Linked DNA regions of Mus musculus: region 1 is linked to region 2. A link is a loop called in an ENCODE intact Hi-C map of the cell type or tissue named here. Cell type or tissue: left cerebral cortex. All regions are shown on one strand. Each heading gives the region's core, and the rest is flanking DNA. Links, peaks and the distances in the headings are about the cores only.

Region 1 (6,401 bases), core at 1,252-5,251, 1.1 Mb before region 2:
GTTATTTTACAAGCTGCTTAAGCTGGGAAGAGCTTGTTGGGTAAAAACAGTTCACAACCATTGGACACCTTCAAAACAGATCAGCCGGCAAGCCAAAACAGAACCAAATCCAGTAGCAAGAGCTGACCCATGGGTAACGAAACCCTGGCCTGAGCAGCTTTAAAATAAGACTTATGAGCGTAACTATCCTTAGAACAAGAAACTTTATTTAATGTGAAATTTTTATATGCTGACAAGAAAGTTTAATTAAAAAAGTCGTGTTGCTGGGGTTCCAACCTAGGACACGCTAGGTGAGTGCCTTGCCACTGAGCTACCCAGCCCTTACGGTGAGAGGAAAATGTAACCGGTTGAAGGTTAGGCTTAAAAACAACAAAAAAGAATAAAGGATGCCAGAACGAGCATTTACTCAATATCAACGGAAAGACCCTTCACCAGGGAAAAACGGCAAGAACGGAGTGTTTCACTGATGTCCCGTTAGGAAACAAAGAGCACAGGAGGCTGGAAGCTCACAGTATGTATTTTTAAGTGTTGGGTTTGGCTCAGGTAGGATGAAAGGAGTTATTTTATTTGGTAGGAAGTGCTGTTTTTTAGCTGAATTGTCTATCCTGTGGCTGTGATGACTGAGTGACTGTCAGTGGAAGACATCTGGGTTTTTGTATCAAGGCCAGACTTGGCTATTACATTAACAAGAAAATTAAAACTTACTGTTGCAGGAGCTGGGGTGGGAGGTGGGGCATAAGATGGTCTTTCTGTTTGAAAGAAAATAAATAACTTCTTGTAAACAACTGAGATATAATACTATGCAACAAAACTACCAATGGTCCTGCTTTGAAGAAAAAAAAAAATGAGAGTATTTTGGAATTCCCATTTGCTAGGGCATTAGTCTCGTATTAACACAGATTGATAAATATAAAAATTGAAACTTACTTGACATTTTGGAAGATTAAGTTCTCAGTTCCTTAAGAATGAATCTGAGACACTAAAATAAAAAAAAAGAAAAAAAAGAAAAAAAAAGAGAATCAAAACTCAGCAAGCATAAGAGAATGTTTTCCTAAAGAATAGGGTAGTTTGGTATTTCTGAGCAAAATTACTTCACTATTAATTGCTAGTAATCAAGCCTTTTGCATATTTTTAACTAGTTCTTACATTCATTTGATTGATCAGAATTAAATGATGAAAATAAATTACTGGGAAATTTAGAGTTATATTAGAGATGGATTTTTAGGTTTTTGCTTATGATACTGAGAGCAGCGTCTTGTATGGAAAACATTTTGCTGATGCCATGCAAACGATTACTTAGACTGATAAAAAAAAATAATGACAATAGAATGTGATGTATTATCCGGGTGACCCCAACAAGGCCTACCAGATACTGACAACCCCTGATTAGAAGCTCTGCCTTATTTAGGGAACATCTTTCATTGAAACAGAGTCATGTCTTATTCCTGGAGGCAGTGTGAAAGGTAAGTCAGTATGATAACAAACTTTACATTCTCTTTTGTTGGTAAATAGTTTCATAAGAGCCGGGAACAATTTTCTGAGGCTACTTACAGGACACATGTTGTTCCTTTACAGCTCATTTCAGAAATTATCTCAGGTACTTTCTTGATACATCATCGGGACAGAATAAATTATATCTCGTCTCTGTATTCCTACATGGCTTACAAAGACCAGCGGCACTTTCCCTCCAACAACATGTGAATGTGCTAGGTTTTGCCTTGCAAGAGAGGAGGGATGGTCTAATTTATTACTGTATTATTCAAACATAGCTCAAGTCTTCATAAATTTGGTCCTAGTATGGCCAGCTCGAAACATGGACATATCTGAGCTTGTTCCTTACTCAACATAGACCACAAATGGTAATGCATAAGAGATGAAAACTTATTTTTAGAAGGATGGTGAATACACTTTTTTTTCTCCTAGTTTTCATTTTAAGGAAGTGCCTCAAATCATCAAGGTAAGAGTTTCTGATGTGGAAATAGCTAAGTTTTTTCAATTCATCTCTTTTTTTCCTTCCATCAACACCCAGTAGGCCTTGCTGTGGGGAGCCCCGACAGAAACTGTGACAGGGTCCCTGGTACCTTACACTTCACTGCTAATACTTACAAATGATTGCTCTCCCGGGCTAAGCATATAAACTCTAGTAGTGAGTGGATCTAACCATTGTGCCTGGGACGCAACTCTGTATTTATTGAATTAATTACCTTACTGGTCAGGCTTATAACACAGTCTTACTCACTAGTCACAACGACCCTACCCGATGCGTATGACTGTCCCCATTTTACAAAGGAAGAAAACAGTCTCGGGGCGATTAAGTGTCTAAGGCCAGAGACCCGGAATTGTCAGAGATGGGTTTAAACCCAACCCACACCGTCTCAGACTTCACTCCAGGCCACCCCGGGAATCCTTAAGTCGCTGCCTGAACCAAATAAAAAATAAAAATAAACAAAGGGGGGGGGGGACGACCACCTTCGTGGTGGGTGAGGATCCCCGCTGGCCTTGCCCAGAGGGTTTCCGGAGATCCTTTCCCTGGAGTTTTGTGGCGGGCGGAGGGCGAGCTTTTCTGGAAACTCCCCTGCAGGGGGTTGTGCATTGGTGCTCACCGGCGTCGGGAGTCCCGCGGAAAGGGACTACCGGCGCCTCCGAGGAGCTGTTCCGGACGGGGTTGCCCCGCCGCCGCTAGGCCTCACCGAGGCCGCACCGGCTCTAGCTCCCGCCTCGCAGCCGAGGCCGAACCCCAGCACCCCGCGGGAGCTCGGGGTCCCGCCAAGCAGAAACACCACCGCTCGCCACCCTTCCCCGACCGGGTTGGGCCCACTGGGAAACACTCACCCGCGGGCCGAGCAGGCGCCCGCAGCTCCGGCTTCGCTTCCCTTTGTCCCGCGCTCGCCCCGCCCCTCGCGCCGGAGCTTCCGCGCTCGCACTTTCCACACGCTCCCGGGAATTGTCTGCCGGCCGCGGCCGGCTCCCGGCAGACGAACAGCCCTTCCAGTGAGCACGCGGCGAGGCTTAGGGCGCCAAGGATTTTTAAAAAAAATTTCGTCAGGCTCCTGGGTTTCCTCAGAAGTCTTCCAATTTGGATCCCGTCCCAGTCGGGCGCCGATTCGTCACGGCGAGGAGGGCGGAGAAGGCTGGGCCGCGTTGCGGGCCCTGGTTCGCGGCCCGGCGGCAGGAACTGCGCAGACTGCGCGCCCGGGGCTTCACTGAGGCGGTGGGCGCCGCCGCGTGAGGCGGGCGCCGGAGGGGAAAGGCTCGCCGGAGCCTCTCCCGGGAGAGGGTGGGACGCAGTTCCCACACACCATGCACTCTGGCTTTTCCCTTCGCTCTGGTCTTCAGTCCTCCGCTGATGGACGTATGAATGGAGAAGATGGAGAATGTAGGCGGGGAGGACCCGGGTCGCTGCGTTTAGGTCCTTGCTGGCGCCCAGCGGGGCTCCCCTGCCTCCGCCTAAGCGAAAAGCAACACGGGAGTTTTGTAGTTTTCCCAGATGTTTCTAGAGGTCGAGTGATGGCGGCGGGTTTCTGCGCCTAGGGTCCTCAGATGTCAGCTCACTCCTTCCAGCTGGCATACCTGTGACAATTCACATCCCTTCCCAGGAGGGCCAGTTCAGCTCAGCCTCGCTTGTCTTTAAACAGTTCAGTGTTTCTTTGTGATGCCCTCCTGGAACTTTCCCAAGCCGGTCCTGTATCTGATACCCTCTATATGGGATTGGGCCATCTGCTATCTTGGAAAGTCTTGAAAACAAAGTTTTAGGCATCTGGACCGGACAATTTCATAATTACCAATGATTTCTAAGGGCTAGACATGTAATTGTTCAGTGAGTGTGCGTGGAGCCACCTTTCTGGACCATTCCAGGGCTATTTTTTTTTTAAACTAATTAACGAATACTTTGGCGGATTATACAAAGTAGAGAACACTTGGCTAGTGTGGGTCACGTCACGGTGGAGGAAAAATGAACAGAGCATCTGTGGTTATCTAAGGTCAATGTTAGCATCTAGAGAAACTGGCTGAATGCTGGGACTACCTGTTGGCCCTTATCCTGGTTGTGACAACAGGAAGTGAGGTATCTTTAGAAGTGATAAGTGATAATACTGTCCAGTTCTTCCATCGCCCAATATTTTCATACTCTGGTGAAATTATCGAAATGAACCGGTATTGTAAGGAAAGACTAAAGGAGAGGTTTGTTTTGTTTTGTTTTCAGATGAATGCATAGCATAAGGGAATGATCTGAAAATGTTTTTTTTTTAACACAAAGAGCATAGAGAAGGTGAATGTAGGATCCACACAATTACAGCAGGGATCCAGTGGCTTCTTCCTCTGCCCAGTAATTCCAGCCTTGTTACTTCCCGGTCTTAGCAAGGACTATGGAATGGTGGAAAAGGGGGTACAGGCACAGTGCTCCGGAGCATGTGTGCACGCGCATGCATGCTGCAAGGTGCCATTCCCAGCTGGGCAGTTAGTTCTCTGAAACTCAGCGGTGTCTGCATGCTGTGGTGGGAAAGGGCTGGCACAAAATTGGCTTAAAAAAGGGGAATTGATTGAGTTCTAAGTGGACAGCGGCATGGCATTCTTTCTTGTTCTTTTTACTTCTGTGAGGCGCTAGGGATTGAATCCAGGGTCCCGAACAGGTCCTGCAGCACTTTTCTTTCCTTTCCTTTTTTCTTTTTTTTTTGGTTTTCCGAGACAGGGTTTCTTTGTGTAGCCCTGGCTGTCCTGGAACTCATTCTGTAGACCAGGCTGTCCTCGAACTCAGAAATCTGCCTGCCTCTGCCTCCCGAGTGCTGGGATTAAAGGCGTACGCCACCACACCCGGCCTGCAGCACTTTTCAAATAATGCTGTCTACTATTATATCTCCCCAGAATTATAGGATTTTATAATTATGGTTATGATGCGTGTGTGTGTGTGTGTGTGTGTGTGTGTGTGTGTGTTTGTAGGATCTTACTACGTAGTTCAGGCTGGTCTGGAACTCAAAATCTTTCCTCTGCCTTCCACGAGCTGGGATCGCAGGTGTGTACTGTCAGCACCTAGCTGGATTTTAAAACTTAATCCTTAATTTATCTTGGAAACCAAGTTAAACCCTTCATCTCCTATCACTGGAGCTGTCTTCCTCAAGTGATTTAGCTTTGTTTGGCTTAACCATGCACAGACATCTTTGAAATAGGAGAACCCAAATACAAGGAAGCCTTAGAGTTCATGTTTAAATTTTTTTTTATTATGGTGGCATCATTTACTTTGGTAAATTCATATTCTGATTTTAAAATGCCTCAAAGCAAACAAAACTCATTTACAAATTCAAGTACTGCATGTTACACACAGAATAGCCACACAGTGGAACTTCTCTAGCAAGCTGTTAATTCACAATGCCCAGTCCCAACACTGCAGTAGATTGCACTAAATGTATCGCTTTATCGTAATTGTTGTTGCATAATGCAGTAACCAGTACAATGGCTAATATGATTGCAGTCAAAGCTTTAATAAAGTAGCAGCATTTAATGATGAATACTCCCCCTCCCTTTTTTTTTTCCCTGAGGTCCAGACCCAGTGCCTCCTATGTGCTAGGTGAAGTTCTGCCACCTTGCGGTACCCCCAGCCTGAAAGAAACATTTAATGTGTAGGATGCAATTTTAGGTCAGGCGCTTATTCAAGAATAAGTGCTTAATATGCTGTTGTAACATTGAAGAACAGCATCGTTCATTTTTACTCACTAACTAGAGTGAGTCAGGCTGAAGGCAACCTGGAGTAATGAAAAAGGGGAACGTTAAACCTCTGGATTACACTAAAAGCTAACTAATGTAAGTTCCTTGTGGCTAAAGCATATTTACTAGTCAACATATATACACACATGTGGAGAGGGAGGGAGGGGGAGAGGAGGGTGGGCTTTGAAGGCCCCACTAAAATGCTAATATAGCTGTAGCCCTTAGATGATACTTGAGCTGAGAACAAAGAACAGTGGCCAATGGTTTGTACTCCTTATTTGTTGTTGTTTAGGAAAAAAAAAGCCTAAAATATCTAAATGTCGTAAAACAGATATCTACTATTTAAGGTCTCAAAGTAAATGTACCTGCATTAAACAAATTTAGGTTGTTTTTTAAAAAACAAAACAAACTTTGCAATGGGGCTAGAGAGATGGCTCAGAGGTTAAGAGCAGTGGCTGCTCTTCTAGAGGTCCTGAGTTCAATTCCCAGTAACCACATGGTGGCTCACAACCATCTGTCATGAGATCTGATGCCCTCCTTCTGGGGTGCAAGCATATATGTATAGCAAGTAAATAATAACAATTAAAAACAAAACCAGAAAACAACTTTGCAACAATTTTTCACTTATTCACAAATATATTTTACATCTCTATTTATTACAGTTTGAACAATTTAAAATCAAGTTCTGCAGGCACTCTTAGCTC
Region 2 (6,401 bases), core at 1,538-5,537:
ATGACATACATACACATACACATACACACACACACACACACACACACACAACATATATGTTCCTTTTCCAGACATCTAGGGAGCTAAATTATTTAAATCCCAATATTTTTTTAGAGCCCTTGCTCCATGGCACATCCTGTATGCAAAGCATTTGGGAAACAGAGTCAGAGAATAAGGAGTTAAGAGCCAGCCAAGGCTGTATGACACCCTGCCTCAAAAAAAAAGAAAAAAAGAAAGAAAAGGGGGTGGGGGTGCCAATCATGTAGTAAATAAGAAAACATTTAGGGGTGTGCTGAAGAGGTGGCCCAGCAGTTAACAGCACTTTACAGTTCTTGCAGAGGACTCAGGTTCCATTCCCAGCATTCTCTTCTGGCCTCTGAAGACCTCAGTCCCATGCGTGCAGGCAAACATTCATACACACTTATCTTTACTTCTTACTTTTATTTTTATGTATATAGGTGTTTTTCGTGTGTGTGTGTGTGTGTGTGTGTGTGTGTGTGTGTGTGTGTGTGTGTGTCTGCACGTCACAAGCATACAGTGCAGGCCAGAAGAAGGTCAGACCTCCTGGGGCCAGAGTTACTGCTCGCTAGGAACCACCATGTGAGGCATGGGATTAGAACTCAGATTCTCTCAAAGAGCAGACAGTCAGTCATCTCTCCAGCCCTGAAAAAAATGAGTGCATCTTCAAAACAAAACAAAACAAAACAAAACAAAACAAAACAAAACACCTCTCAGGACTACTTGCCCAGCATGACCCTTGGACTCAATCCCCAGGACACCCCCCCCCTCAATAAAATCCTTTCATGTCCACCTTTTCCTCCCTGGGGAATGTTCTGTTTGATGAGTTTCTGCCCTGCTCCACAGCATCTTATAAACTCAGGCCACGATGCCACCGCCTTACCGGTCTTATCTAACCAGCTCATCTGAAGGAGCAGCCTGGGTCTGTGGCACTTGTCACACCAGCTCAATTCTTTCCCCAGCACCTCTCTCGACCCAGTATTATTAGTCTGTTTATTTTCTGCCTGTCCAGGAGGTCAGGGAGACTGATGACCTGTGCATAAACTGACTGTTCACGAGGCCAGCACACAAGTTTTTACTGTTGCTGTTTTAGTTTAGTTTGGTTTGTTTGCTTTAAGAGACAGTGTTTCTCTGTGGTAACAAACAGCCCTGGTTGTCCTGGGACTTGTTCTATAAACTAGGCTGGCCTTGAACTCAGAGATCTGCCTACCTCTGCCTCCTGAGTGCTGGGACTAAAGGCGTGTGCCACCACACCTGACTAAGCTTGCAAGTTTTTGTTGGAATTGTGTGGTGCTTTTTGGCATTTTTTTTCTCTGTTGTATTTGTTTTGGGCCTTTTGGTTTTTTGTTTGTTTTTTTTTTTTTTTCGAGACAGTGTTTCTCTGTATAGATAGCCCTGGCTGTCCTGGAACTCACTTTGTAGACCAGGCTGGCCTCTAACTCAGAAATCCACCTTCCTCTGCATCCCAAGTGCTGGGATTAAAGGTGTGTGCCACCATCCAGCAGTTTCTTGTTTTGAAAGTCTCATTGTATAGATCTGCTGGGTCTCAAACTCGCAGGCATCTATCTGCCAGCCTCTGCCTCACAAGTGCTAAGATCAAAGGCGTGCCCCACCACACCCGGCCTATTTTTCTGGTTCTTCAGAGACAGTAGCCAGTCTAGTACTGAATTCACTTGACCTTGAACTTTTTCCTCTGGCTTCCTTCTCCTGAGAGCTGGGATGTACCACCATACCTAGAAGTTGGCAGTATTTTTAAGTTAAGAGATTTTATATAAAGCACCCACTCTTTGGGGAGCATTTGAATAAAGTCTGACACAGTAGTTATCAGCCTCTGGTTCTCCTATTGGCCCCCACAAACCCAGTTACATCACACTTGGCTGTCTCTTTTTTTTTTTTTTTTTTTTTTTCGGTTTTTCGAGACAGGGTTTCTCTGTATACCTTGGCTGTCCTGGAACTCACTCTGTAGACCAGGCTAGCCTCGAACTCGGAAATCCGCCTGTCTCTGCTTCCCAAGTGCTGGGATTAAAGGTGTGCGCGGTGGCACTTGCCTTTAATCCCACCACTCATGGGGCAAAAGCAGACCCCATGTGGCCAGCCTGGTCTATAGAGTTCCAGCACAGCCAAAACCCTGTCTTGAAAAAACAAAAAGAAAGGTTAACTGCTTTGAAAAAAATATTCACCTAGACTCTACAAAGGCTTTACCTCACACACAGGCTTGTAGGACAAAAGGCATCCTGTGAGGCTTGGACATTTTTTTCCTGGGGTCCCCACTCCTACCTAAGGGACTACTTCCTTCCTTAGAAGAATTAATCTAAATAATAATTTTTGGTTACCAATTTTAAAACATGCTAATCCAAATGATACCCTATATAAGGTCCAAATTTTGATCACGTTATTTTATGCTGATTAAATGGCTATATCTGTGAATACGTGCAGAGAAGGGTAGGTTGATGGGTGGCTGGATCAGTCGAATTTTGGAGGACCCGCACGTAATTACCCTTTAAAGCAAATCGATCCTCACCCTAAGACCCATCTCAGAGCTAGTGCCAGGACCCCAACAGGGTCAAGATGGTAGAACGTGCGGTAGGCGCAGGCGCGCTCGAAACCTCCGCCAGTTTTCGCGGCCGCTCAGACAACTACCATGCCCACTGCGCAAGCGCGCAGGCGGACCAAGCTTTCCCTCCCCCCTCTCGCCCCTCCCTGAGTCAACAGAACATCCTTTCCAGGCCAAACCCAGTGCGCACGCGTCAAGCCTTGACTCCGCCCCCCGACCAATAGGAAGCCGCAGCGCTCGGGCGTCCGGGAGCTTGACTCCATGGGTGGGGCCGAGACGTGAGGGCAGCGCGCTGGCGTCACAGGGGCGGCTATATAAGTGAATACAGGCGCCGCCCCTCCGCCCCAGTCACTGAGCCGCCGCCGAGGACTCAGCTGCCTCCCCCTCGAGCCCCCTCGCTTCCCGACGCTCCGTCCCCCCCGCCCGCCTTCTCCCGCAGCCGCCTTCCGCAGGCCGTTTCCACCGAGGAAAAGGAATCGTATCGTATGTCCGCTATCCAGAACCTCCACTCTTTCGGTGAGCCTGGGGAAGGTCGCGCGGGCCTGGGGGGGGGGTGGCGGGGTCGGAGCTCGGAGAGCCGCCGAGCGCGGCGAGCCCATCTTAGCTCGGGCTGGAGGGGTGGTGATGCCCGTGGAACCGAGATCTGCGCCCAGGGTCGACCTCTGAGGGTGCCCGGAAGAAACGGGTGGGAGGTGAGCCCTTGGGCGGGCCCGGCGTCTCGGGTGGCGCATTTACTAATGGCTCCTGCCTCTCGGCGAGCCACACCCGCCCCCTCCCGCCACCCCTGCGTCATGTCCTCTACGTCACCGTCGTTGTCTCGGAGCTGGGAGGGAAGGCCCCGCCTCGGGAGCCTGGCTTCCGGTAGGTTGCATCAGCCGGGTGGGGCGCTGCCTGCCCACTAGGTCTCTCCAGCACGTGATCAGCCTTGGCGGGAGGGCTGGCCTAGAGCAGAAAGCTAGCTCTAGTACTGGCCAGTTCCCGGAGGGACAACAAAGGACACCTCCGGATTATTTCTTCACAGACCCCTTTGCTGATGCAAGTAAGGGTGATGACCTGCTTCCTGCTGGCACTGAGGATTATATCCATATAAGAATTCAACAGAGAAACGGCAGGAAGACCCTTACCACTGTCCAAGGGATCGCTGATGATTACGATAAAAAGAAACTAGTGAAGGCGTTTAAGAAGGTGGGTCTGCTGTGGAGAGAGCACGTTGTATGGTCTACCAAGGGAGAGGGTGCAAACGTCAAGGGAGTCCGTGTTGATGGCATGGCCTCTTAGATGCTGCATCCTTTTGTCCTTGCAGAAATTTGCCTGCAATGGTACTGTAATTGAGCATCCAGAATATGGAGAAGTAATTCAGCTACAGGGTGACCAGCGCAAGAACATATGCCAGTTCCTGATAGAGGTGAGTTTAGGCCGCCCTCAATGCATTATGGGTTTCCTGAATTTCTAATCCTTACAGTTGAGCTTTTAAATACATGTAGACATTCCCACTTTCAAACAGTACTTGGGGGTGGCATAGGGAAGTTTTAGTAACAGTGGTCAATTGAACCATTGTGTCTACTGGGATAGACTGAAGTACTCTTCTTTATTGGGACTCCTTGCAAGGTGTATATGGGAGAATCTGTTGACGTCATGTAACCTGTCCCTCTCCCTTGTCCTCTTTTTGCAGATTGGGCTGGCTAAGGACGATCAGCTGAAGGTTCATGGGTTTTAAGTGCTTGTGGCTCTCTGAAGCTTAAGTGAGGATTTCCTTGCAATGAGTAGAATTTCCCTTCTGTCCCTTGTCACAAGTTTAAAAACCTCACAGCTTGTATAATGTAATCATTTGGGGTCCGCTTTTAACTTGGACTAGTGTAACTCCTTCATGCAATAAACTGAAAAGAGCCATGCTGTGTAGTCTTGAAGTCCCTCATTTAAACAGGTTGAGCAGTAAGCCCTGGCAGTGTCCACCCTGGAACAAAGCAATGACAAGGTTTCAGCCAAGCCAAGAACCCCAAGATCACAGGAGGCTATGTCTGACCAGAGGCTCCTTGGGGCTCCCTGGACAGAGTCCCCTGCCCTAGGAGAGTGTCACCACTTGAACAGAATGGGTAACACTGCCCCAGCTATGTCACTAGAGGGAGTCTCTGGCCCTGGTATCTGACCAGGTAGAATTCAGAAAGGGCTACCTTTCCAGAGAAGTCATGGACATTTAGTTCACCACCAGGGTGGTCTTTTGAAGCAGATCTATCCTAGCCGGGAGGTGTTGCGACATGAAGGGTGAGGCCAGCCCGGAACAAATGCCAAGCTGGTGCCATTGGCTGTGTGGCTAGCTGTAGAGGCTTCAACTCAGTACGAGCCAGTGCCATGTGAAGGAACAAGCTGGTCTTTTGGTTTTCTTTCCCCCTCCAGTTTCAATGTTATGTAATGTATTTAAATCCTTATTTAAATAAAGCTTGTTTTCAGAAACGCCTGATGTCCAGATTGCACTTGGTCAAGCTACATACAGAGAGGGATCACAAAGACAGGCTCAGTTGGGAAGCATTTACCAGAGCTGTGCCCATCACTTATCAACACAGATGGAATTCATTCTGGAGCTGATATGCTTACAAAGCAGCTGGAGCCCTGTGGCTGTTGGGCTATCTTAGTAACGTGGGGGGGGGGGCTGCTTTGTAACACTCAGCTTGAATTCTAGGGCAGGATTAAACTAGCCATGTTGGATTTTGTAGTGAATTTGATCCTGGGGACCTATATGATAGAGAACTGGCTCTAAAAGGTGGCCGCCTGACCTTGCAAAGTATTGAAGTGTAGGGAGAATGAGGATCCCCAAATGATGGTCATCCTGGGTCAGCATTTGGGAAGTATAAAGCTGCCTGTAGTCTAGTCCTTGTGTTTAGTCCTGCGTTGGAAATCCTGAGGGCATAAGGCAAGCAAAGTTGTGGATCTCAGGAGTAGAAGGTCCCCACTCCCACAAGTTCTGATACCCCATGGTCCCAAGCTCCACACAACTTTTTGAGGAACTATCCTAGTCCTATCTGTTCCGGAGCTCTTATATACCAGACTGGCCTAAAACTCCCAATCTACCTGCCCCTGCCTCCAGAGTGCTGAAATTTAAAGCTGTGCACTACTGCTTGGCTGAAACTGCTCTAAATGCTGACAGATGTCTCAGGTTCTGTTGAAAAGGCAAAGTACAGTCCTAGTACATGAGAAAATAAAATGTACACAGTAAGATAATAAAAAGCCAGGCAGTGGTGGCACACACCTTTGATCCCAGCACTTGGGAGGGAGGCAGAGGTAGGCAGATTTCTGAGCTCAAGGCGAGCCTGGTCTACAGAGTGAGCTCCAGGACAGCAAGGGCTACACAGAGAAACCCTGTCACGAAAAGCCAAAAAAAAAAAAAAAAAAGTACACAGTAGTACACAGTACTTAGTGCTAGCCCATTTCTTTTATACTTATAAAAAATCAGGCCTAATGGCACACACCTGTGATCTCAGTTCCCCAAGCCTGCCTGGGCTATAAAGTAACTTTGCAAAATCTAAAAGATCAATAGAACTGGGAATATCTGGTAGTAATAGGGCACTTGCCTAGCATTTCTGAAGCCCTAGGTTTCCATACCCAGCAAGAATAGGGAAAAAAGGGCTGGTGAGATGGCTCAGTGGTTAAGAGCGCTGACTGCTCTTCCAAAGGTCCTGAGTTCAAATCCCAGCAGCCACATGGTGGCTCACAACCATCCGTAATGAAATCTGATGCCCTCTTCTGGAGTGTCTGAAGACAGCTACAGTGTAATTACATATAATAAATAAATAAATATTAAAAAAAAAATAAAAAGAATAGGGAAAAAAAAAAA

The links. Peaks named below come from ENCODE experiments on the same cell type or tissue, not always from the same donor. Only the 100,000 strongest peaks of a DNase experiment are listed, where the experiment ranks them.
Region 1: a loop joins it to region 2, with 2.8 times the contacts of the local background. A loop is called at or near these places in 1 of 42 quality-filtered maps.

What each region holds. Positions count from the first base shown.
Region 1 is chr11:99,227,570-99,233,970 of GRCm38, forward strand. It overlaps Smarce1 (SWI/SNF related, matrix associated, actin dependent regulator of chromatin, subfamily e, member 1), which reads right to left and starts at 3,448. Exons shown (of 11, transcript NM_020618.4): 1 at 2,833-3,448; 2 at 928-979; 3 at 706-749. The coding sequence starts at 934. Krt222 (keratin 222) reads right to left here. Exons shown (of 6, transcript NM_172946.3): 6 at 5,192-6,401. In left cerebral cortex, for the core only: no CTCF peak of the experiment used is centred there; a DNase peak (open chromatin) is centred at 3,117; H3K4me3 peaks cover 2,283 bases; H3K27ac peaks cover 1,443 bases.
Region 2 is chr11:100,317,073-100,323,473 of GRCm38, forward strand. Eif1 (eukaryotic translation initiation factor 1) reads left to right here and starts at 2,877. Exons shown (of 4, transcript NM_011508.2): 1 at 2,877-3,088; 2 at 3,594-3,757; 3 at 3,876-3,977; 4 at 4,245-5,027. The coding sequence starts at 3,058. The coding sequence ends at 4,289. In left cerebral cortex, for the core only: CTCF peaks have their summits at 2,569, 3,473 and 4,738; DNase peaks (open chromatin) are centred at 1,657, 2,753, 3,409 and 3,778; H3K4me3 peaks cover 2,282 bases; H3K27ac peaks cover 1,607 bases.